Linked DNA regions of Homo sapiens: all the other regions are linked to region 2. A link is an interaction called in ENCODE POLR2A ChIA-PET data of the cell type or tissue named here. Cell type or tissue: CD4-positive, alpha-beta T cell. All regions are shown on one strand.

The links. Peaks named below come from ENCODE experiments on the same cell type or tissue, not always from the same donor. Only the 100,000 strongest peaks of a DNase experiment are listed, where the experiment ranks them.
Region 1: POLR2A ChIA-PET joins it to region 2 with 35 read pairs; 9 of 35 experiments call an interaction of 5 or more read pairs at or near these places.
Region 3: POLR2A ChIA-PET joins it to region 2 with 14 read pairs; 14 of 35 experiments call an interaction of 5 or more read pairs at or near these places.
Region 4: POLR2A ChIA-PET joins it to region 2 with 32 read pairs; 19 of 35 experiments call an interaction of 5 or more read pairs at or near these places.
Region 5: POLR2A ChIA-PET joins it to region 2 with 23 read pairs; 9 of 35 experiments call an interaction of 5 or more read pairs at or near these places.
Region 6: POLR2A ChIA-PET joins it to region 2 with 10 read pairs; 9 of 35 experiments call an interaction of 5 or more read pairs at or near these places.

What each region holds. Positions count from the first base shown.
Region 1 is chr2:234,462,098-234,466,097 of GRCh38, forward strand. No RefSeq gene overlaps it. Among named protein-coding and RNA genes, the nearest start is that of LINC01891, 9.5 kb to the left of the region's middle. In CD4-positive, alpha-beta T cell, no CTCF peak of the experiment used is centred here; DNase peaks (open chromatin) are centred at 345 and 2,104; H3K4me3 peaks cover 1,228 bases; H3K27ac peaks cover 3,782 bases.
Region 2 is chr2:234,291,048-234,295,047 of GRCh38, forward strand. The region is part of intron 2 of LOC105373933 (a long non-coding RNA gene); the gene reads right to left. Among named protein-coding and RNA genes, the nearest start is that of LINC01891, 160 kb to the right of the region's middle. In CD4-positive, alpha-beta T cell, no CTCF peak of the experiment used is centred here; DNase peaks (open chromatin) are centred at 994, 1,614 and 3,134; H3K4me3 peaks cover 1,071 bases; H3K27ac peaks cover 3,960 bases.
Region 3 is chr2:234,436,596-234,440,595 of GRCh38, forward strand. No RefSeq gene overlaps it. Among named protein-coding and RNA genes, the nearest start is that of LINC01891, 16 kb to the right of the region's middle. In CD4-positive, alpha-beta T cell, no CTCF peak of the experiment used is centred here; no DNase peak of the experiment used is centred here; H3K4me3 peaks cover 328 bases; H3K27ac peaks cover 1,328 bases.
Region 4 is chr2:234,482,299-234,486,298 of GRCh38, forward strand. No RefSeq gene overlaps it. Among named protein-coding and RNA genes, the nearest start is that of ARL4C, 13 kb to the right of the region's middle. In CD4-positive, alpha-beta T cell, a CTCF peak has its summit at 1,762; DNase peaks (open chromatin) are centred at 1,383 and 1,803; H3K4me3 peaks cover 828 bases; H3K27ac peaks cover 2,300 bases.
Region 5 is chr2:234,444,560-234,448,559 of GRCh38, forward strand. It overlaps LINC01891 (long intergenic non-protein coding RNA 1891), which reads right to left. Exons shown (of 3, transcript NR_146988.1): 3 at 31-176. Among named protein-coding and RNA genes, the nearest start is that of LINC01891, 8.0 kb to the right of the region's middle. RefSeq lists an enhancer at 1,818-1,867. In CD4-positive, alpha-beta T cell, no CTCF peak of the experiment used is centred here; DNase peaks (open chromatin) are centred at 652 and 2,062; H3K4me3 peaks cover 438 bases; H3K27ac peaks cover 2,961 bases.
Region 6 is chr2:234,453,060-234,457,059 of GRCh38, forward strand. It overlaps LINC01891 (long intergenic non-protein coding RNA 1891), which reads right to left and starts at 1,536. Exons shown (of 3, transcript NR_146988.1): 1 at 1,426-1,536. It also overlaps the pseudogene HSPE1P9. In CD4-positive, alpha-beta T cell, no CTCF peak of the experiment used is centred here; DNase peaks (open chromatin) are centred at 362 and 1,582; H3K4me3 peaks cover 1,953 bases; H3K27ac peaks cover 2,672 bases.

The DNA of each region.
Region 1 (4,000 bases), 170 kb after region 2:
CATCGGCATTATAGTCTTGATCAGTTCTTGTCCCTAAAACGACAGAGTTCCTGAGCCTTCAGGGAAGAGGGTCACATTCTTGACCCCAATTGCTTCCCCAGGTAGGGCCCAGCCTGGCTACCAGCCGGCTTCTCCAGGCAGCACATTGCACACTCTGGAGCAAGTCGGCCCCCAAACTCAACCAGTCATCTTCATGGATATGCCGTTGGCCGACAAACCCACGTCCCCACCTCATCTCCAAAGTTCTGATGATTGCAACATTCACACTTTCACTCAACCTTACCACTTTGGGCTGTGATCCTCTTAGGGCCACAGTAGGTGAAATCTTAGCCAGATGGGTGTGGCCTCACAGCAAGACTTGGCTACAGCCCCTGTGGCTGCATCCGTCCTTATGAGTGAACTCTTTCCACAGATCATAGGAGCATGTTTCTCCCACTTCAGTCAGCAGCTTTCCCCTGGACAGCCTTCCAGGCTTCCACTACTGCCCCCCTACCCCACTGCCCAGGGTTCAATAGTTGCCATTTCCAACTGGTCCTTCTGGTGTGCCCTGGAGAGCATTCCCTGGGCCTACGCAATCTTCCAACTTAAGAATGCTCTGCAGACATCACTCTGGTTGCTCAAGGTGGGGCAGTAAACTTTTATTTACAGGTCATCTGATAACCCTGAACTCTAGCCCAATGACCTGGAGAAGATGAAAGGCAGCTGCATTGCTCAAGGTGAAAAAGAGACACAGGCTAGCAGAAAGACACACAGTGAATAACACCATCAAAGGAACGGATGCATGGGAAGAGGAGAGATGGTGATGCCAGCCAGATGTGGCCGTGGGCTGGTGTTTCCTCTGGCCAGCAGTTCCAATGACACCTCCTCCTGAGGGCTTTACAGGGTGCCCAAATCGAACAATGCCATACTCTGAGCTCCTTTCATACCTCTGTCCATTTTCAGAGGCTGCACACATTACAAGGTTTTGGAATTGATTTGTTTTTCTGCCCACAGCAGCCTCCAGGCTCTCAGGGCATTGGAGCCTGTTCCTGGTACATCCTTCTACTCCAAATACCAAGTACAGTGCTTGGAACATGGTGGCAGATCTTTAAAATTGTGTTTCTTTTCTTTTTTCTTTTTTTTTTTTTTTTTGAGACTGAATCTCGCTCTGTTGCCTGGGCTGGAGTGCAGTGGCATGATCTCGGCTCACTGCAACCTCTGCCTCCTGGGTTCAAGTGATTCTCCTGCCTCAGCCTCCCGAGTAGCTGGGACTACCGGTGTGTACCACCAAGCCCAGCTAATTTTTGTATTTTTAGTAGTGACGGGGTTTCAGGCCTGATAGGGACCCTCAGAATTGTCCTGCTGCAGGGCACAGATTCCCTGTATTCCTCAACTTCCCCACCGCTCGAGGAGTTTCTCGAACTCCTGACCTCGTGGTCCGCCCGCTTTGGTCTCCCAAACTGCTGGGATTACAGGCCTGAGCCACCGCGCCTGGCCTAAAATTGTATTTCATTGAGTGAAATCTGTTCCTAAGGAATTGCTTTCCAATGAGATAGTCCGGGCAGTCCTTTCTTCAGACTCTCCCTGACCCCATCACATACGAGGCTTCCCTCTGACAATGTCTGACTTCCCCTTGCTCCTGGAAGGAGCTGAGGGAGGGACATCAATTCATTATGACACTGGCTTTTCTCAGCCTCTTGGAACCACGGGCCTACTTATGCCACCTCGGTGTTTCCCTGAGAAGATATGCTTGGGCTCAACCTGTCTGCACTCATTTCTAACTCCCTTAGGCTTCCTTGTGTTGGGTAAGGCATTCTCCATTTCGGTTGAATTTTTTAAGTTTACTACTCAAAAGTATCACTTATCAGGTCCCCAAATGGTCTAGGCAAATACGTGTTCACATTAGCCACTGTCTTCTAGGAAAAATTCTCCTAAAGTATTATTAAAAATCTGCTCCTTGATGAGTAATCACTTGCTTTCTCTTTCCCCTTCTCGTCATTGTTTACTGTGCTCCGAATGTTTGCCAAAGGCGCAGGTGGGAGCCGTTCTGCGGCACGGGAGGCTTATTATTCACGTGCATTTCCACCGTGCAGTTGAGAACTGATGATATCACAGCAGTGATATCTCTGTGGTTTCTATGAGCAGAACGGATGGAAGCGATACACCAGGCTCATCAAACCAGACCCAGGCAAATGCAGCCCTCAGGTCATCACGCGCAGCTCTCTTCTGCTGGTGTCTGCAAAGCATTCTAAGAGCCTGGCTTGAAAATGCTTAAAAGCGCAAGGTGTACGTTTTCAGAACAAAATTAATCCACCCAGTCTGCACAAACAGCTCCAAGATCTTCTGCGGTATAATTGACATATAAGTCACAATCATAAAAGTGAATCAGCCACGTCCCTGAAACACAGTCGGAGATGAGGTGCTAACTTCTTGAAGTGGCTGCATGAGTTTTCTTTGGCTGCTGTAACAAACCATCACATCAGTGGCTTAAACAACCCGAATCTATTAAAAGTCCAACGCAGGTGTCGCTGAGCTAGAATTGAGGTGTCAGCAGGCCTGTGTTCTTTCTGAAGAATGCAGGGGAGAAGCTGTTTCCTTATCTTTTCCAGCTTCTAGGAACCACCCATCTATTTTGACTCGGGGCCCCTCTTCCACCTTCAAAGCCAGCGATGGTGCCTTCCCCTGCCTTCCTTCCAGAGCCCTCTCTCCCTCTCCAGTTCTGCTGCCCTCTAATCCTTGTAGGATCCTTAAACATTGGGCCCATTTGGACAATTCAGAATAATCTCTCTGTTTTAAAGTCAATTAGTAGCTTTAATTTTATCCACAGCATCAATTTCCCTTTCCATGTAATGTAACACACACAGAGATTTTAGGGCCTGTGACAGGAACCCCTCTAGGGGGCTATTTTTCTGCAGACCAGTGGTGACCTACTTATCCAGGGATGTATCTCACTCACTGCCCAGCAGTGCTGGAGCCAGGTTGCAGGTGCCAGTTTGCCTGGAAGGTGAAGAAGGTGTTTGCATCTGGACCTGGCCTCGGCACTTGCTGGTGTGTGCCCTTGGGAAAGTCACTGTGTTAGTTTGGATTCCCAGGGTTTGGGGCACAAGGCATTTATTTTGGAAGTAATTCCAGGAAGCACTGTGAGGGTGTGGGGACATTCGTCAGGGCAGGAAGCTAAAAAGGAATAAGCTATGAGTAGGTGGCCACTGTGGGCAGTGGGGCTCAGGCCTTCTAGGGACCCTTAGAATTGTCCTGCTGCAGGGCACAAATGCCCTGTATTCCTCAACCCCCCGCCCCCCAGTCCCGCTCAATGACTGAGAGCTGCTCCTGGAACCCTGTCCTGCCCTGGTGTGGGTTGAGTCTGCTCCCAGGGCCGGAGGACATCCTGAGGCAAAAAGTGACACAGGAAACTGTCCCCAGTCAGCAGGCGGCTCTGGGCAAGCCAAGTAGATGTGGATGGGGCACGGCTAGCAACTGCCACATTCTCTGAGCCTCGGTTTCCTCAGCTGTAAACATAGGAGGATAATGATACTATGTACCTACACTGAGGTCATTGTGAGGATCAACTGGGACAATACAAGCTCATTAATTAGCACAGTACCTGGCACACACTCGGCACCCAAGGCATGCCATGGTTATTATTCTATCGACTCCCTGGCTGTGTGGCCCACGATGAGTGACCTCGTCCTCTCCTGCTCTGTTTCCTCACTTGTGACCTGACAAAACTCATTCATTCATGCCTCCCATCCCTGGGGAGTCAGGCACAGTGTGAGAAGCTAGGACACTGAGTGACACAGCAGACACCATCCTCGCTCACGTGGCCCTTCCAAGCCTGCTCTGAGAGACAGATGGCAGCCAAACAATCCTACAAGTAACAATAAGAGGAAGCTGGGAAGGCGCTGAGAGAGAGGGGTACACGATGTCGGGGGACATGCCAGGGTGGGAATGGTGGGGAGGGTTGGGGGGCTTCTGTTAGCAAGTTGAGGCTGCTTGAGAGCCTGAGAGAGGGATCCCTGAGGAC
Region 2 (4,000 bases):
TCCTCCAGTTAAGTTCTGACACTCTCTACCTGGAGACAGCGTCAGATCCCAGGGGTTGGGGGCTTAGTCCCCCAAGACCACCCCTGACCTTCAGACATCACTCACTAGTACAGGCCTCGGGAACTTCTGACAACCAGCTATAAATTGATAAAGACCCCCTCTTTATTAATTTGCTAGGGTGGCTCGCAGAACTCGGGGAAACCCTTAGGTTTACCATAAAGGATGTTACAAAGGATACAGATGAAGAGATGGATAGGCGAGGTATAGGGGAAGGGGTGCGGAGCTTCCATGCTCTCCCTGAGTGTGACTCTCTCCGGGAACCTCCATGGGTTCAGCTACCTAGAAATTCTTAGAACTGTGTCCTTTTGGGTTTTCATGGAAGCTTTGTGACATAGGCAGGATTGGCCATTGATGGTCAACTTAACCTTCAGCTTTTCTCCCCTCCCTGGAGTTCAGGGTGGGGCTGAAAATCTCAACCCTCTAATCCTGCCTTGGTCTTTCCAATGACCAGCCTCACCCTGAAGCTACCTAGGGGCTGCCAGCCATCAGCCAACTCATCAGCATTCAAAAGTACATCACTTTGGAGATTCTAAGGATTTTAGGAGGTGTATGTCAGGAAATGGATTCAAAGGCCAAATATTTATCTCATAATATCACACTCCTAAACTCATAGGACACTGGCAAGGACACCAAGCTCAACTCCTCCCCATTTCTGAATCCCTGGGCTCCATGCTGCGCCTATGGCTGCTGCACAGTTGTTCTGAAGGGGCCCTGGCCTGCATGTGCCTGATGCACACAGCTGGAGGGTGTCCTGCAGAGATGGGACCATTAGCTGGCAGGCATGTGTGGTGGAGGGGACAGGGGAGCACGTGCCATAGTTCGATTTATTTTTAGGTATGTGGGAGTCACTAAAGGCAGTAAGCAAGGGTGTGATGTAATCAATTGTGCATTTTAAAGTGATTGCTCCAGCTGCCTGTGGAGAATGGATTGGAGAAGGGCCAAAGGGCACTCAGGGGCGTCAGCTGGGAGGCTGTGCTACAGTTCCCAGGAAGGATGTGGCTGCAACAGTGACAGAAAACACATAAACAGGGCAATGGACTATAGGGTGTTCGTGCAACCAGACACACCCAGCCAAGAGTATCTCACCTCCTGCAGGTCAGATGCAGACACCCTCTAACCACTGGCATTTTGGCCTCTGGAATGAGCCTGGTGGTGATAAAGTCTGGAGGGCCACAGGTGACCATATGAGCCACAGGATGCCTCAAGACCAGAGACATCCTCGCAGAATCAACAAGAGGAGAGCAAAGGACAGGAAGAGACTCAGGCAAAACTTTTGTCTGCACAACCAATTCCCATCTTCACCACCTGAACGCCACCCCAGATGACATATATGGGGCTGCTTTTGCCATCCACATGGCTAGGACAGTGTATCTGTAGTTGTCAACAACAATCAGAGGACCATATCAATTAAACCAGGAACTTTTCCATGTCGTTTCGACTGAATCATATAAAGGTAGACAACATCGCACTATGTTGGTGCACAGAGCACTCTGAAATGATTCATTTTTCGCTCCTTTGAGGCGAAGGCAAACCTACAAGCAGAACAAACCGCATCCGGAGAGGAAGTGATAAAGCTCAGAGGAGCAGCAAGAATAACCATGGCGACAATCTTGCAATTTAGAGGCTGCAAATAAGAGAGATATTTACTTTGGAAATGCAACTGAAAAAAAGAAAAGCTGCAATGACAACAGCATAGCAACAATCTTCTCCTCTGGGCTCAATGAAAAAGAAATGACAAGACAATGAACCATCTCCAGGGGCTGTATGTAAATCCAAGATTTCCTTTTGACATAACAGTGTGAAAGATCATCAGTGAGGAAGGTGAATCATTCAGGCTTTTAAAATAGCTTTTTATTTTGAGATCTTGTAGATTCACCTGCAGTTGTAAGAAATATTATATTCTGTGTACTCTTCACCCAGTTTCCCCCAGTGATAACACTTTGCATGAGGAAATTGACATTGAAACAATGGTTCAGTTTTGAGGAAGTATCAGATATCAAAGAGATACTTTGTCATGTTTGGATAAAAATGTAACACTTCTGTATTAAAAAAAAAAAACTAAAATTACAAGAAAACCAAACAGGAAAAAAAAAAAGCTTTTTTATTAATCCTAGCAAGGAGTTTATTCTATACAATGCGTATGTTCACATTTACAAGAAAAACAGTGGCCTTTGAAAATATTTTGATGGCCTGTAGAGTTATAACCAGAATCACTGCAATGCAGTAATATTTAAAGAAATGTATGAGGCAACACTGGATGAATTTACTGATTGAGATGTCATTGTTTTGAGGAATTATTGTTTGTGGCCTTTCTGAAATCCTCCATCACTACCTTTTACATTCAGGAACTCATCAGGCCCTTCCAGCATTACATTATAAGAAATATAGTGTATCATGCCTGTAATTCCAGCACTTTGGGAGGCCGAGGCAGGTGGATCACCTGAGATCAGGAGTTCAAGATCAGCCTGATCAACAGGGTGAAACCTCATCTCTACTAAAAATACAAAAAAAATTAGCCAGGCATGGTGGTGGGTGCCTGTAATCCCAGTTACTCAGGAGGCTGAGGCAGGAGAATCACTTGAACCCGAGAGGCAGAGGTTGCAGTTAGCTGAGATCATACCACCGAACTCCAGCCTGAGCAACAAGAGCTAAAACTGTCTTTAAAAAAAAAAAGAAAGAAAGAAATATAGTGTATCTTTTTCCTGATTCATTCATTCAACAAATATTTATATACTACTATTGGCCCACTATTTTCTTTAGGGGAAAACAGGAATGGCCCCCCCAGAAAGCCCTCTGGGGAGCTGAAATTCTAATCCATTATTGGTTTTGTCTCAACTATAATTGCCCTTGTTTAGAATTTCATCATCTTCCAGAGGAGTCGCCCTCTGTACAGTCTTTCCCCACCCCTCAGTTTATTCTCTGCATTGCTGATCCTTCCTCAACAGACACTGCTAATTATGTCAGGTTTAGGGTCAAAATCCTTCCCGAGTTTCTATCACTCACGCCCCCGACTTCCACAGGGGGCAGTTCTGAGCTCCTCTGTGGCTCTTAGTCATCCATCCCCTACCTTCCTGTGTACCTCCTCATTCATCCACCTTCTTCTCTGCCCACACAGCTGGCCCAGGCTTCCTGTCCAGGTGCATGGTCCTCCTGTGCCAGGGGATGAGTTGGGGGCTGGGTTGGGAGGGCTCCTCTTGCCTTTCTGCCTGAAGAAGCCCTACTCATTAACCTTTAAGTCTAAACATGACCTCTTCTGTTGAATAAAATATAGAAAATTCCATTTAGTGGGAGATTGCATGGAGATCACCAAATAACTATCTATTGATTGGATTAATGTGCTGTCATTCTATTATGAACAAAGTGATATGTTTGTTTGTTTCAGCATTGTATCTTAATGCCTGTGATGCTGTGACAATGTAGCAACAGTGATTTCTTTGGAGTGGTGCGTGGAATCCACTTAGCACTTTGTGTTATTAATCTTTTTTTTTTTTTTTTGCTGAAAATAAAAGTCATTGTAAAAAATTTAAAAATTAGAAAAAAAATATGGAAAAGAAAACACCAAATATCCAGCGTGTAATATTGCAAGGTTTGGGCATATTAATATTTTCTTCCCTTTTCCCAGTACTTTTATTTACTCTACGTTGATTACATATACAATTTAAACTTTTGTGGTTGTTTCCACTTAAAGTATATTAAAATGTTTTAAGCATTTGACACAAGCTGCCAAATGGATTTTCAAATGGATTGTAAAATTTTATTTTCCCAAATCATTAGATATGAAAATGTATGGCTTTCCTACCACATCTTCATAATAGCTAGCATTAATTACTAGTTGAAGAGGCAAAATTTGGTATATTTTCTTCACCTTTGTTTTTCTTTGAGTCTTAGGAAGGTTGACTAAATTGTCATTTCCTTTTTTTTTTTTTTGAGACAGAGTTGC
Region 3 (4,000 bases), 150 kb after region 2:
GAGCTGCAGAATCAGGTTCCTCCCAGGCAGGCGGGTCTGGAGAAACCACACCAGAATGCCTGTGGCGCCGCTCCCCCCGAGTCCCTGCTCCTTCTCCCTTGCATAACAGGGCCCTGCATGTTGGCCCAGGTCAGTGCACACACTTGGGCTGCCCCACTGGAACCCTTAGGCACCACACAGTGTATGGGGGAGCCCTGGAGTCCCTGTGCTGGCTGTCCTGAGCCCCAGACCCCACACGGACACCGAGTGGGACGGTGCAGTCGCTCCACATCCCTCCACACAGAGGCCACTTTGTGGCGGGTTCCACCTGCCCTCTCTCTCCTTGACTTGCTTCTTTCTTTGTCAAGCAGTGCACTGTCTTGAACTCTAACATCAAAGTATTTCTTTGACCTGTCCTCCATCTGAGTATAAGTACCACAAAGACAAGCATTTGTTTTGTTTACTGCTTTTTCCCCGGCTCCTAGAATCACCCCTGGTATATAGTAGGTGCTCAATAAAGGTTTGCGGGGGGAAGAAAGGTAAGAAAGATGGAGGGAAGTCAAGAGAGAGGGAAAGGGAAAGAGTGGGGTTTGTTGGTTCCTCCTTGAGTGATACCACCCACCCTGGGAGAAGCTGAAAGCTCCACATGCTGTCCCTCCCCAGTGACAGGGACCATCCACGCTGTGGCCTCCAACTCAGCTGCCTCCCTTCATAGGCATCAGCCTTGGCTCTGAGCCTCACCCTGGCCTCTTCTCCCTGTGGGTGCCCCTGCTCATGGTACCCGAGGGAACACCACCAGCAGAGAGTGCAAGAAGCAGACCAAGTGAGGACCTTCAAGCATGCATAACCACAGGCACCATGGCACTGCTTCTCTTGGTGGAAGAGAGAGCAGGGGAGAGTGGTGTCCCCCGTATTTGGTTCCTATAAATTCTCCTGATCTGTCTGCATTCACAGGCTGGGAAAGACCCTCAAACGGGCTGCAGTGGCCACCCTAAGAAGTGTTCTTCTTCTGCTTCAGACCCATTTCTTTCAGGACCATAAGCAGCTCTGCTCCTCATCTCCCACGCTGTAGACAGGGATCCCTGGTTGGCACTGTTTTCTCTGTCCCTAGGATGCCCGTGTCCTTTGGCTGCAGGCTCCCACCACCCAGCCCTTGCTCCCTGCACAGGGTGGTACTCAGTGAATATGTGGTAGCTCTTCTTGGGTTGAAGAAGAGAGGGCAGAAGAAAACCTGCCCCTCCACTTGCTTTCTTGCAGTGGCTTGTCTCAGCTTGAGTGCTTCCCTTCCCAACTGACCACATCTGAGGCTTTGCTTTGTGCTCCATCCATTCAAAACCAAGCGACCAAACGATGCTTCCCTTGGGGATTTTCTTTAGAACAAAGACCATTTTCATCAGCACTCTTTTCTCCCGCTCCTGGGTTCCTTCCACCTTTCATGAACTGAGCCCCCTTCTGAAGTAAGGCGTGGGCACCCTGAATGGAAATGGCTAGATTAATGCGCATGCATGTCCACACTGGTGCAGGGCACCTGCTTTTCTGGGACAATTGCCATCTGGAATCAGACGCCTTCCTCATTGTGTGCCTATTTCTGGACAAAGAAGAGGAGAATTGGACGAGAAGCAGGCCTCCTCTCCCACATCCTCCAGCCACCTGGCAGGCCCGACTAAGACACCCGCTCCAGCTCAGGTGGTTTATGTGGCTCCAGTGAGTGGGGCAAGTGGGGCGTTTCATCCCAACCTTCTGCATAACAGCATTAGCAGATCAGACACTCAGGTCTGGGACAACATGTCCTGAAGGGCATCTCTGGGTTCCCCCTCCAGGGCCTTGGGTGCTGCCCTGCCTCCTCTGCTGAAGGCTGCCTACCCCCCACCGCCAGAGCAGCAGAGTTCCCTTCAGTAGCTTTCAGGGACTGGAAGGATAGTGGGCTGCCTCTCCCCACAGGTAAGGCTACCGTTGGTCTCCTGGCTCTCGGCGGGCTGGGGGCCCATCCCTGGATAGCAGCTACGGGGAAAGACATGGCTCTGGAGATGGAGGCGAGAGTCAGATGCTGAGACCTCCAACAATGTCCGCTTGTGGAGGCTTTACTATTTATAACACTTTTGTTTTCTACAATGAATAGATAATGCTTTTAGAACAGAAAAGTGAAACGTAAATCAACTCCGCAAGAAACAGGAAGCTCAAAATTTAGATCCGAATAAGTCTTTCCACCCAGGGCTGGTCTAGGGATAGAAGAAAGACTAATGTTTTTGGTAGGAGAGGAAATGGAGGTGAGGGGCTGTGCTGGAGAAGTCAGCCTGCGGGGGGCGGGGGCAGGCGGGGTAGAATTTCAATTCTGCTCTCAATCTTGTTTTCTTAGAATACAATAAAATATTTTCACATAAGATACTGGTCTGGAGGGCAGGCGTGGTGGCTCATGCCTGTAATCCCAGCACTTTGGGAGGTCAAGGCGGGTGGATCACCTGAGGTCAGGAGTTCAAGACCAGCTTGACCAAAATGGTGAAACCCCGCCTCTACTAAAAATGCAAAAATTAGCTGGGTGGGGTGGCGGGCGCCTGTAGTCCCAGCTGCTCAGGAGGCTGAGACAGGAGAATCGCCTGAATCCGGGAGGTGGAGGTTGCGGTGAGCCAAGATCGTGCCATTGTACTCTAGCCTGGGCAACAAGAGCAAAACTCCGTCTCGGTGAGGGGTGGAGAGAAAAGATACTGGTCTGGAGTGATTTATTTTAGAAATATCAGATTCTGTTAAGTTTTTTATAAATTGTCTTTGGGAGTGATTGAAGAAATAGTGCGATGTTTTGAATAATCCAAGATCTAAATGTAAACACAATTTAATAAAATTAGAGACAAGGAAAACTATACATGGGGAGACTATATTACTCTTGACAGGAAATCACTGTGTATGTGCAATTATATTCATGTATTTGTCATTTGTATCTATCATATATATATATATATATATATAACCTAGGGAAAGATACCATACACCTAATCAAATGAAAAGTGATAAATTGGAAAAATATTTTCAGCACATGTCAGACAAAAATATTCATATGCCTATTGTACAAGGAGATCTCACAAACTGATAAGAAAAACCGATGATCAATTAGAAGACAAGGTCAAGGGGAACAGCTCATGCTTCACTTGACTTGGTGATTCTTCAGTAACGAGGGATCCCATCCCATCCATATGAAGAGTTGGCTTCATGGGAACAGTTTGAACCCTTTTTGGTAATATGGGGAGAGGCCTGGCCCAGGGTGCTGGGGACCCCCAGTAGGATTGAAGGGAAGACTCTTGGGAGCACCCAGACAATGGCCAAAGGGGATCTGAAAGAAAAGTTTTCAGCAGCGAAGTCACAGGGGGATCAGGTGTCTACCAGGAGAATGTGGCTGGGCAGGAAGCAAGTGCACACTCTGGAGTGTAATTGAGTAGGTCAAAATCTGTGCTGTTGTTCCCTTGCCTGCAAAAATAATTCCCTTTCCCCTGTTCTCCTCCTTTTCGGAGGCTCTGTCACTGTCCCTCTGTGCCCACCTGGGCTCTCTCAGATTCTTGCTATGGGATTATCCTCGCTAGCGTCTTCCCACCATCAGCATGGACAGGAGGGATGGGTGTGCAGGCCACATGAGCCCAAGAGGAAATGGTGCTTGGGGATACAATTCTCATGAGACCAACATGTGTTTCCTATGTGAGGAGGTGGCCAGGGAACGGTGGCCATAGTCGGCAGGGAGCCTGGGTGACCACATGACACACTAGGGCTGGTAGGACTGCCCAAGGTTATAGATGGTGCTTGTCTTTACTGATGCTGGTGGGCAGCCCGTTGCTTAGTTGACCAACCAGACAAATTCCAACACCCTTAAGCCTGCAGCACTGCCCGGCTTATTTCTGAGCGAAAGTGGTTGTGACGTGACAACCTGTAGAATCATGGCATCCACCCATGCATACTATCTCAGCAATGGCACTGCTGTCTTTCCAGAGTGTAAGTCACAGGCCCACATTTATCCTCGACACCACCCTCTCCCTATGCC
Region 4 (4,000 bases), 190 kb after region 2:
GGTAGGGAGTTTGAGACCAGCCTGACAACATGGAGAAACTCTGTCTCTACTAAGAATACAAAATTAGCAGGGTGTGGTGGCGCATGCCTGTAACCCCAATTACTTGGGAGGCTGAGGCAGGAGAATCACTTGAACTCTGGAGGTGGAGGTTGCAGTGAGCCAAGATCGCGCCAGTGCACTCCAGCCTGGGCAACAAGAGCGAAACTCCATTTCAAAAAAAAAAAAGTTATATTCACTAACATTACTAACAAGAGAAGTGATCTCCATGTCTCAGTTTTAGTATTTCCATATAAAATAGTAGAATCTTATTTGCACTTATTTTGGAGCAGATTCTCCAATCTTGTTGAAGAATTAACATCCCACCAAGGTTTAGGGGCTGTCACAAATGTCACATACACGGTTCCTTCAGGAGCATCTGTGTCTCATGATAGGTTATTCTTAGTACTTGCAGCTCTGTGAGGTAGGTCTTATGCACCAATTTAAATATAGGGAAACAGGCTGAGTGAGTGTGTGACAATTTACTCAGGGTCACACAGCTAATAAGTGACAGGAATTGAATGAAAATATTGTTCATTTATTTAGCATCTTCTATGGATGTGGACTCTGAAAAGTTAAGAAAATTACCCAGGGTCACATGGTAGTTATGAACCTGAGCTACAGTTTGAATGTACACAGGCCTGATTCCAAAACTGCCACCTGCTCTGAGGTTACACTGTCTCTTTTGGCATTTTTGTTAATTCATACCACATTTCTCATTCTAAGTAAAAATCCATCTAAGCATGGTGACATGCATATCTCTGAGTTGTCTCCTCACTGTGGGATTTGACTTACCTCACTCCTGGCATAGCAGGCTTATTTTTCTGCATTCAAATATTTATGCCAATATGTTACATCTCAAGATAGTTTTTTTTTTTTTTTTTTTTTTTTTTTTTTTTTTTTCAGACAGAGTCTCACTCTGTCACCCAGGCTGGAGTGTAATGGCGCGATCTTGGCTCACTGCAACCTCCACCTCCCAGGTTCAAGTGATTCTCCTGCCTCAGTCTTCCGGGTAGCTGGGATTACAGGCATGCACCACCATGTCTGGCTAATTTTTGTATTTTTATTAGAGACAGGGTTTTGCCATGTTGGCCAGGCTGGTCTCAAACTCTTGACCTCTGGTGATCCACCTGCCTCGGCCTCCCAAAGTGCTGGGATTATAGGCATGAGCCACCGCTCCCAGCCAATATAGCATTTTAGCACGGATTTTTACCCTGAAACTCAGCTATAAAACTTATGTAATATTAACAAGATAAGAGCTCCCTGTGAACGTAGGAGGCTGAATGGGAAGTGGGTACAGGGCCAGGTGTAATCAGTGAATAGGCAGCTGTCCCCAGTGCCTTCTGTGAGGACTTCCCCATAGTTTGTGGTTTCCTGGTGTCTTGAAGCTAATTAAACTTGGAGATTCAGATTCACGACGTCTCAATTCACAGAAATCATGAGTTATGGTTGAATGGCATCCCCTGCAAAAGATATTGAAGTCTTAACTCCTCGTACCGTGAATGAGACCTTATTTGGAAATAGAGTATTTGCAGATGATCAAGTTTAGATGGGGTCACTAGGTGAGCCCTATTCCAACATGATCATGTCCTCACAAAAAGGTGAAATTTGGACACAGAGACCTGCACACAGGGAGAATGTCATGTGAGGGTTGGGGTGATGCTGCCGCAAACAGGAAAACCAAAGATTGCCAGCAAACCACCAGAAGCTGGGGGAGAAGCCTGGAACACACACCCTGGTGGCCTCAGAAGGAACCAACCCTGCTGACACCTCGGTCTCAGGCTTTCAGCCTCCACAACTAGATGACAACACAGTTCTGTTGCCAAAGCCCCTCTGTTTGTGGTGTGTTGCCATGGCAGCCCTGGGAAACTAACACACCAACTCACAAACCAAAATGTAAACGGGTTAATTTGCCGTTAGAGTTGTACCTGCCAAGGGGGCATTTATTTGTGTCTGCTGTCCAGGCTCTCCACCCCACGTAGGAAAACCATGGCAGCCATCAGTGGCCACACTGGCTGTTGAAAGAGTGAGGTCTCTGCTGCCAGCGTCTCTTGGGGTCTCCTGTTTTCCACGCCTTGTTGGCTGGCCTGGGCCCTGTGGGTGGACACCATCCTTATGTGGATCCACTAACTGCTTTGTCCAGATCTAACTCTGGCCAGGACAGTAGGCTGTCTCTTTAAGTTTCCTTCTTATATACCGATACTCATCCGTGACAAATCGACATTACAGTTTGACTCTTACAGGTGAGCCATATTTTCAATGGGGAGGGTGTCTTCTGTTGCTTCCAGTTTCCTGATTATTTCTTCTGAAAACCAAGGGTTATTCATCATCCAATAAACACTAAATGGTATTTAGGTATTCCTAAGTATCAGGCCCTGTGCTAGGCTCTGGGGATTTAGAAATCAACACGTTGGATAAAACTCTCTGCCTCCGTGGTGCTTTCATTCTAGGAGGGTGTGGTGGGCAGAATAATGGTCCCCCAAATGCTCATGTCCTAATTGCTGAAACCTGTGAATATGTTACCCCACACGGCATAAAGAACGCTGTGGATGTGATTAAGCTGAGGACCTTGAGGTGGGGAGTTTGTCCTGGATTATTTGGGTGGGCCCGGTGTCTTCATAAGGGTTCTTATAAGAGAAAGACCAGAGTCAGAGAGAGATTTGAAGGTGCTGTGCGGCTGGCTTTGAAGATATTAGGTTGGTGCAAAAATAATTGCATTTTTTACCATTAGTAACGGCAATTACTTTTGCACCAACCTAATAAAAGGGAGGCCATGAGTCAAGGAACATGGGCAGCCTCTAGAAGCTGGAGAAGGCGAGGAACAGACTCTCCCCTGGGGCTGCAGAAGGAGCAACCTCTGCTGACACCTGGATTTGAGGCCTTCTGATCCCTAGAACTGTAAAAGAATGCATTTGTGTTATTTGGGGCCACTAAGTTTGTGGCCATTTTTTTCAGGAGCAGTGGAAACTAACACATAGGAGAGACAGACAATGAACAAATCATTGAGGAAAATGCGTATTATGTCAGTGGAATTATGTGCCATGGAGAAAAATGATGCAGGGAGGGGAGAGACAGTGAGGGATGGGAGTTACAATTTAAAATGAGGCTGGGCAAGGCTGGACCCAGAAGGGGATGTTGGAGCAAAGACCTGAAGGAAAGGAAGGATGGAGCCAGGCAGTCCCTTGGGGGACAAGTGTCCTAGGGAGAGGGAACTGCCAGTGCAAGGACCTCTTGCAGGCTTCCTCAACCTCAGTGCTATTGACATTCTGGGCCAGATCATTGTCTGGGGAGCTGTCCCAGGCATGGTAAGATGTTCAGTGGCATCCTGGCCTCTACCCACCTGATGCCTGTAGCCCCCTCCCCTTAATGGTGACACCCAAGCATGTCTCAGGACATTGCCATTGCACCTGGAGGACAAAATCACCCATGGTTGACAGCCACTGCTTTAAAGGGACCAGAGAAACATGGCTGAGGCACGAAATTTTCTGGGGTGCTGGCATGATACAAAGCCAAGGTCCCAACAAATGAATGAATGCTCTGATGCTTGCATTCAGGGAACAGCAGCATCAGCCTCACTGGGAACTTACTAGAAAAGCAGAATCTCATGACATACCCCAGCCCCACCAAGTCAGGATGCGCGATGCAACGGAATCCCCAGGCAGGCAGTAAGTATGCCCATCAGATTTGAAAGGCGCTGGTTCAGAGATCCCTGTGCGGTCCTTCTCAGCTGCAATGGTGGTGGATGCTGCACCAATTAGGAGTCCATTCATGAGACAGATATCCTGGGGTACCTGCCATGTGCAAGTTTCCAGCTCAGGGCTGTGTAGAGCTGCCTCATGGCAGGTGCACAGGCTCTGAGGTCAGACTGCCTGGGTTCAAATCCTCACTCTGCATAGTAGCACTGTGACCCTGGCAAGGCACCCAGCACCTCCAAGCCTGTTTCTGTATTTCTGTAGTGAGGCTA
Region 5 (4,000 bases), 150 kb after region 2:
CCCAGTCCTCTATATTAAGATGACTCAAAACTGGGGAAGAGAACCTTGGGCTTCAGGAGCTTTTCACATTGCTTGACTCCTTCATTCTTGCCACGGTCTTACGCCTTTTTGTAGGCTCAGGGCTTTCTCAAGCATCCTTAAGCATGTTAGGGCAGTGCTTCTCTAGGTGGTTTCACCTGTAATTTAAACATTTACTTGCACGTGCTTTATGTTTTTCCACCTCCTCCTGTTAACAAACATGGATATACTTTATTATAGAAAAAAACTGCTGAATTAAAGACTGATATTGAGAGTTTACATTCTGATATATTGCCTTTTTATTACATCTCATTACGATGAAAACATGCAAGCAAGCTCCCCCAGCTAACATTCCCTGTCCCTGCCCCATGCAAGTCAGCAGCCCGGGGTATGTGAATCACCCCACAGAAGGTTCATGCCACAGCACCACTGCAAACTAAACAAATTCTTTCCACGTTAGACTTAGGGTTAAAAAAAGAAGTTGTGTTCTAAAGGAGAGAGATATGATTTTGAAAGGAGCACTGGAAAGAAAATGAAAAGGAAATGAGACCTCAGTCGACCACGTGCTGAACCAGCCAGCCAGGCTTCCTTCCTCCATTGCTTCTGCTGTGGCGACCTACGAGTGGGGGCTTTCCACAGAAGGCTGCGGGTCCGGGAACGGGGGCAGGACTTACAGACCTCACCAGAGTGTGGCCAAGGACAGAAGTTCTCTATACGGAAGAGAAGGCTTGTCTAGTATGGAGTTCTAAGTTCTGTACTTAAATGTTCCCTGACAGGGGGTGGGGCTGGGGAGGGTGTAAAACAAAAAATTATTCTGATACTTTTATTTTTTATTTTTTATTTTTTCAAGACGGAGTTTTGCCCTTGTTGCCCAGGCTGGAGTGCAATGGCATGATCCTGGCTCACTGCAACCTCCACCTCCCAGGTTCAAGCAATTCTCCTGCCTCCTCAGCCTCCCAAGTAGCTGAGATTACAGGTGCGCACCACCACGCCCGGCTAATTTTTTGTATTTTTAGTAGAGATGGGGTTTCACCATGGCCAGGCTGGTCTTGAACTTCTGACCTCAGGTGATCCGCCCACCTTGGCCTTCCAGAGTGCTGGGATTACAGGCATGAGCCACCGCGCCCGGTCGATACTTTCTAAAATGGTAAGACTTTATTCAGGACAATTGCAATTGGTGTCCACAGTGTCACAACAGGGCAGAGAGATCAGGCTCAACTCCCAATACAAGAACAAGGCACCAGACATGGTGGCTGAAACCTGTAATCCCAGCACTTTGGGAGGCTGAGGCGGGCGGATCACTTGAGGTCAGGAGTTCAAGACCAGCCTGGCCAACATGGCAAAACACCGTCTCTACCAAAAATACAAAATTAGCCAGGGGTGGTGGCAGGTGCTTGTAGTAGTCCCAGCTACTAGGGAGGCTGAGGCAGAAGAATCACTTGAACCTAAGAAGTGGAAGTTGCAGTGAGCCAAGATTGGACCATTGCACTCCAGCCTAGTCACAGAGTGAGACTCCTTACCAAAAAAATTATAAAATTAAAATTAAGAAAAAAAAAGAACAAGGGGATATTTACAGCAGGTTGAGGGGTTTCACCAGATGAAGATGATTTCAGGGTCGGGCTTCTTGCTAAACTGATCCAGGTTTCAACAAGGATTCTTGTTGAAGGTAGGCCAGGGTGATCTGATATCGAGGATCAAGGGTTCTCAATAAACTGACAGCAGGATCCCTGTTGAAACTGAGCTTTGCAGGCCCAGCAAGGACAGGGACCAAGGTTGAGGGCTTGGAGGAGTCTGACTAAAGTTTGGTCAAGGAGAGAGTCTTTGTCAGGGGTTATGTGGGCTCTTCCTTCATGTTCCTTTAAAGAGCATGCCCATCTTCCGGGACTTCCTCTTTCTGTTTAAGTTACCATTTACTGTGGCTTCTCACGCTCTTTACGCAGCTGCAAAGGCAGAGCAAGACACACTGCTGGCCCAGAAGGGCTGATGATCCGGCAGCCTCAAGCTACGGGTCAGGAGTGAGGAAGTGAGGCTGGCCTTGTGGGTGTGGAGTGGCTCTGAAGCTTCCTGTCTCCACCCAGCCCTCTGCCCCTGCACTAAACCAAAGCCCTGCAGAGCAGAGTCTAGTGACGCTCCTGGGAAGGTGACGCTCCTGGCGGCACATGGCCTTGAGAGCTTCCACGTAGTTTGCCCTTGGTCTTGTCTCTGAGACGCCTTCTGGTTGCCTCGGTCTCCTCACACCCCCCAGGATCCAAGTCCAGGCCTACCTGGCTCCCGGGCACTCCCTGTGTGCCTCCCACCTCCTCCTTCCACCGAAGGCAGGCGAGGTCAGCTCTCCCTTCCCTCCTGTCTCTGGAGCCCTCGCTCCATGCCCAGGCCTGTCCCGTGGACGTGTCATGCAGCTGCTTGCTTCATGTTCTTCTAGCTTTCTCCCTGAGCCACAGGCAATGCTTTTCAAAAGCAGTGAAAAGTTTAGCGGAGTTTTTTTTGTTTTTTTTTTGTCAAGGTAATAAAATCTGCAGTGATAAAAATAGCTATTAGAAGTTTAGGAAAATTTCATCTTGGAGTAGAAGAATGAGGATGGACTAGGCTAAATAGTGTCCTAACAAATACCTGTCCACCCAGAACCTCAGAATGTGAACTTATTTGGAAATAGGCTCTTTGTGTATGCCATTCTCATAGATGAAGTCCTCCTGGATTTAGGGTGGGTCCTAAATCCAGTGACTGGTGTCCTTATAAGAAGACCACATGAAGCCGCAGGGAGGCACGGAGAGGATACCATGTGACCACGGAGACAGAGACTGGAGTGCAGCATCTAGGAACCAAAGACAGCCAAGGAATCCTGGCACTGCCAGAAGCCAGGAGAGAGCCGGAACATTCTCCCAGAGCTTTTGGAAGGAACCTAGCCTGCCCACACCTTGATTTTGGACTTCTGGCCTTCAGAACTCCAGGAGAAGAGCTTCTGTTGTTTGAAGACACCCAGTTTGCGGTCATTTGTTAAAGCAGCCCCCGGACACTAAGCCACAGTGTAGCCATATGCTTGGGCTGGGTCCCAGGGCAGCACTGACTCCTCACTTTACCTTGTGTCACAGCAAAGCCCACAGCCAGGGAGAGGGGGTCAAACTGCAGCAGCTCTCACTTCTGAGCATCATAACGAAAGCCAAAGACAGCGCCATTTACCTAAATCGGACAGCCTACAGAATCTTCCAGTCTGAAATAAGAAATGTCAAGCGTTTTAGCCATGGGAATTATAGGGTAGGGGAGATCCTTCCCCTTAACTAGTCAGTGGTTGAAATTTCTTTTGCAGCAGAAAATTTAAGTGGTAGCTTGACTGTTTAATGTTTGCAACATTAGAATGCCCTAGTCTCCACTTACTGATTTAAAGAGCAACAGAAATCCTTACAGGAAGAGCAGTAGGATGGCTGATTCCTGAAAGCGGCTTCCTGACACCCTCGCCCCAGCACCCCTGGGTCCAGTCACCATTCAGATACATCTTTTGATGGGTTGCAAGGAAAAGAACAGTGTCAGGGGACAAGGCCTGTTTACCTACAACTAACTGAAGCCCTTTGATGAGCTCTCCTCCCATCTCCAATCTGCCCCCAACCGCTGGCCGTTCCTAACCCATCTCTTTGCAAATAAAAGTTATCACCATCAGATCTGGGTGTGCCATTCTTCCAGTTGTGTGCACAAGAGGGTGGGAGTTCAGGGGGTTGGAATTCTTCTTTTCAAAAACCTGTTAAGTTTTTCTGAAACAGCAGCCTTCCCGAAGCTTCTGCTTAGTGCCTGTTCATCTATTGAGAGCTGATAATAGGATGTATTTTGCTTTTTTTTCTTTAAATGGATAAAAGGATAATGCTTTTTCTTTTCTTTCTTTTTTTTTTTTTCTTTTCTTGGCCTCCAGTGTCTATGCAAGTTATTTTTCAGTCCATTAAAATGAATCATTGTTTATCATGTTAGTTTTCACATTTCACAAAATGATGAACAA
Region 6 (4,000 bases), 160 kb after region 2:
AGGAGTTGGTAAATGAAGAGGCTAGATCTATGAAAGTTCTCACCAAGCAAGGTGGTATCCTCAGAGACAGGACACTAGGGAAAGACTGGGAGGGTTTCTTCAGGAATGTGAGGAATTTTGTAGATATTTGGAATCTCTTGCCCTCATGGTGAGTAGTCAGAAAGAAACAGACCCATAGGATACAGGGAACAAGAACATAAAGAAGACAGCCAGGATTGAGAAAGTGGCCAGTGAAGCCACGAGAGCAGGTGTATTTTCACAGGGGCAGAGAGTAAAAAATAACAACCAAGAGCGTGGGTGAATGCCAAGGCAGCCTCAAGAGAAACAGGCAAGAACCAAGCCCTGGGAAAGTAGCACGTCAGGACTTGGCTGCAGGGACAGGGGTAAGCCCGTCAGAGCCCCTGCATGGCTTTCAGATTACACAGACTTTAACCGCCCAGTTTACCCTCACCCCAAACCTTTATAAATCACCTAAGAGCTAGAAGGAGCCTATAAGGTATTTTGTCCAACACTCTTATTTTACAATTGAAAAACAATGAGTTAAAACTGGGCCTGGTTATTGACAGAGGTGGGTCTACCATCTAACTGTGCCTTCTTGTCCAGCATTTCCTCCACTTCCCATGTATCCAGAACCTAGAATTAAAACAACTGGCCGGGCACAGTGGCTCATGCCTGTAATCCCAGCACTTTGGGAGGCCAAGATGGGAAGATCATGAGGTCAAAAGATCAAGACTGTCTTGGCCAACACAGTGAAACTCTGTCTCTACTAAAAATACAAAAAATTAGCCAGGCATGGTGGCACGTGTCTGTAGTCCCAGCTACTCGGGAGGCTGAGGCAGGAGAATTGCTGAAACCTGGGAGGTGGAGGTTGTGGCGACCCAAGATCGTACCACTGCACTCCAGCCTGGGCAACAGAGCAATACTCCATTTCAGAACAAAAACAAAAAGAAAAACAAACCATGTTCTAAGTATTTCAAACATTTGTCTATTGTCTGTAGGATTTACTCCCTCCAGTTTCCTAGCAGAGAGAGAAAAGAGTAAAATTAGAATGATATGCATTTATTTCAATATTGAAACCACATTTTGAAGAGTTCACTGAACTAAATGAAGAACCTAAGCTGGTCTATTAACTATAAGCAGACTTCGCACATGAAAAACGGGACATTTTCTGGATGATTGACACTAAATTCAACTTGGACAGTGAGCTAGCATCCAGGAGAGCCAGTTACTTTGGTTTTAACAAACCCCAGAGAATGGATTTCCAGTCCTGTCTACTCAGTAGAATCAACTAAAGTTAGTTTTCCCCAGCTACAAATATCTACAAGTGTTAGCTAAAATATGAAGTTTATTTAAAAATACATAGTTGAATTAACAAAGACAGAGATTCTCAAATGCTAGAAACAAAGAGAAAATTAAAAGCCATACCAATATAGTGTGTGTCAAAGGTGTAGTCATCAGGGCTGAGAGCAGGGAGTTATCTGACCCAGAAATAAGAGTTTTAAGTTAGCATCCACATGAAGACAGGAGAGGAAGTTTGGGGTAGGGTTGGAACGGAGAGCTTTATATAAAGCTGATATCTTTGAAACTCACCACCTTCAATGAAGAGGAAACAAAACCAACCCATCGACGTGCTGCTACCCAGGTCTCAGAAAAGAAAAAAAAAAAAAAGTCTGAATTTAAATTACTTGCGTGGGGCAGGAAACTCTAAGTTAAGCTTGTAACATATGAATTGGCCCTGGGTTGATAATACCCCTGTAGCAATTCAAGATATTGAGGTAACAAAATTATCTTAAAAGATTAAAAAATAAGTATGTTTGAAGTTATGAAAGCGATTTCAAAGAAGAAATAGAAAATGTAAGGAAGAACAACACGTAATGAAAACAGGACAGATTGACAAAAGGAACAACTAGAAGCACGAGGGATAGTTTGAATTGAGGATGGACTGAATAGATTTAGCTACGCTCTCTACTTTTTGTCATTAGTTATCATTAGTTTATTAAAAAAGACAGATCTGGAAATTATTTACATGATGAAAGATTTCAGAACTTCAGTGGAATGGGCAGCTTCAAGTTGATGTCATTTCAATAGTAACTTATTTCAGTCTACATACTTCCCAAGAATGCACCATCTCTTTTTTATGTATTTATTATTTTGAGAAAGAGTCTCACTCTGTCGCCCAGGCTGGAGTGCAATGGCATGATCTTGGCTCACTGTAACCTCCGTCTCCTGGGTTCAAGCCATTCTCCTGTCTCAGCCTCCCGGGTAGTGGGGTTATAGGCACACACCACCACGCCCGGCTAATTTTTGTATTTTTAGTAAAGATGGGGTTTCACCATGTTGGCCAGGCTGGGCTCAAACTCTTGACTTCAGGTGATCCGCCCACCTTGGCCTCCCAAAGTGCTGGGATGACAGGCGTGAGCCACAGTGCCCAGTCAGAATGTCACCGTCTCTAAATAAGAAATAATCCTTGTCATCTAGAACTACTCTGGTGCCTCCATATTCTAGGAGAAGAAATTTATCTCCAACTCTCATGCTAACTGGTTGAATCTCTCCACCCTTTCCTTTAGAACCTGATCCAACAGCTACTCCTTTTGCTTGCAATACTTTTCCTTGAGATTTTTCTGGAAGCATAATGCCTCCTTTGGTTACAGTTGTGGTGGCAATCCTTTCAACAAATACTCTGTCAAAGAGTAGAAGAAACTTTCTAAATGCTTGTCCTGCCATGACTTCCTCAACCGCAGACTCATACTCCGCTCTCGTGCAGCACCACAAGGAGAGATCCCTCTATTCTTAATTTATAATGACATCCTCCTTTGGTTTTTTGGTTCCATAAAAGCTCTTATTAAAAAAAAACAAAACAAAAAGAAAAAAACAGTGAAATGTTGAACTTTTTTTTAAAAAAATTTTACTTTAGGTTCTAGGATACCTGTGCAGAATGTGCAGGTTTGTTACATAGGTATACATGTGCCATTGTGGTTTGCTGTGCCTATCAACCTGTCATCTAGGTTTTAAGCCCCACATGCATTAGGTATTTGTCCTAATGCTCTCCCACCCTTTGCCCCCCACCCCCCGACAGGCCCCGGGGTGTGATGTTCCCCTCTCTGTGTTCATGTGTTCTCATTGTTCAACTCCCACTTATGAGAGTGTCGAACATTTTACGAGGTTGAATAATGTTCCTTCAAAATTTATGTCCACCTGGGACCTCGAAATTGGCCTTTGCACACAGGGTCTTTGCAGATGTAATCAAGCAAAGATGAGGTCATACTGGATTGGGGTGGATCCCCATCTAAATGACTGGTGTCCTTCTAAGGAGGCCATGTGAAGACACACATAGAAACGCAGAAACACAGAAATATGGAACAGAAAGCCATGTGATGACAGAGGCAGAGAGGGGAGCAATACAGCTGCAAGCCAAGAAATGCCAAGGACTGCTGGTATAGGGGTCAAGGGAACTCTCCTTCCACTCTCTGAAGGTGTGATGATTTGAGTCTCTGAAATAAACATTACAGTAGACAGATTAACAGGAGAAAAGGCACACAAATTTATTACATGCATAAAGCAAAGGGGTTCCACAAAATATGAGACTCAAAGAAGGGCCAGGTGGTTGAAGCTTAGGTAGCATTTTAAGCTACAGAAAGAAATGGGGGCTTGGGGCTTCTGGCAGGGGGCAGTTGGCAACAGGTTATGGAAGGTGAGGAGAGGAAATATTTAATATATTGTAAATGAAAGGTTGTCTTGTTAGGCAGGTTGTCTCTCAGGTGGCAGCCCTGAAAAAAAAAGGGGACACTCTCTTTCAATCTCTGGACTCTGTCTGGGTTGCTAATATGATCTTTCCTAGACCTGTCTTTAGGCTGATAAGAAGGCCTCAGAGAAAGCTTCGGCTTGCATCTGCCATTTGGTTTACTGATGTAGATAGATGTAAATTTCTTTTACAAAAGGACAGCTTTTTAGAGCTATTTCTGTGTCTGCAGCTTCTCTGAATAGCTATCTCGATATATGC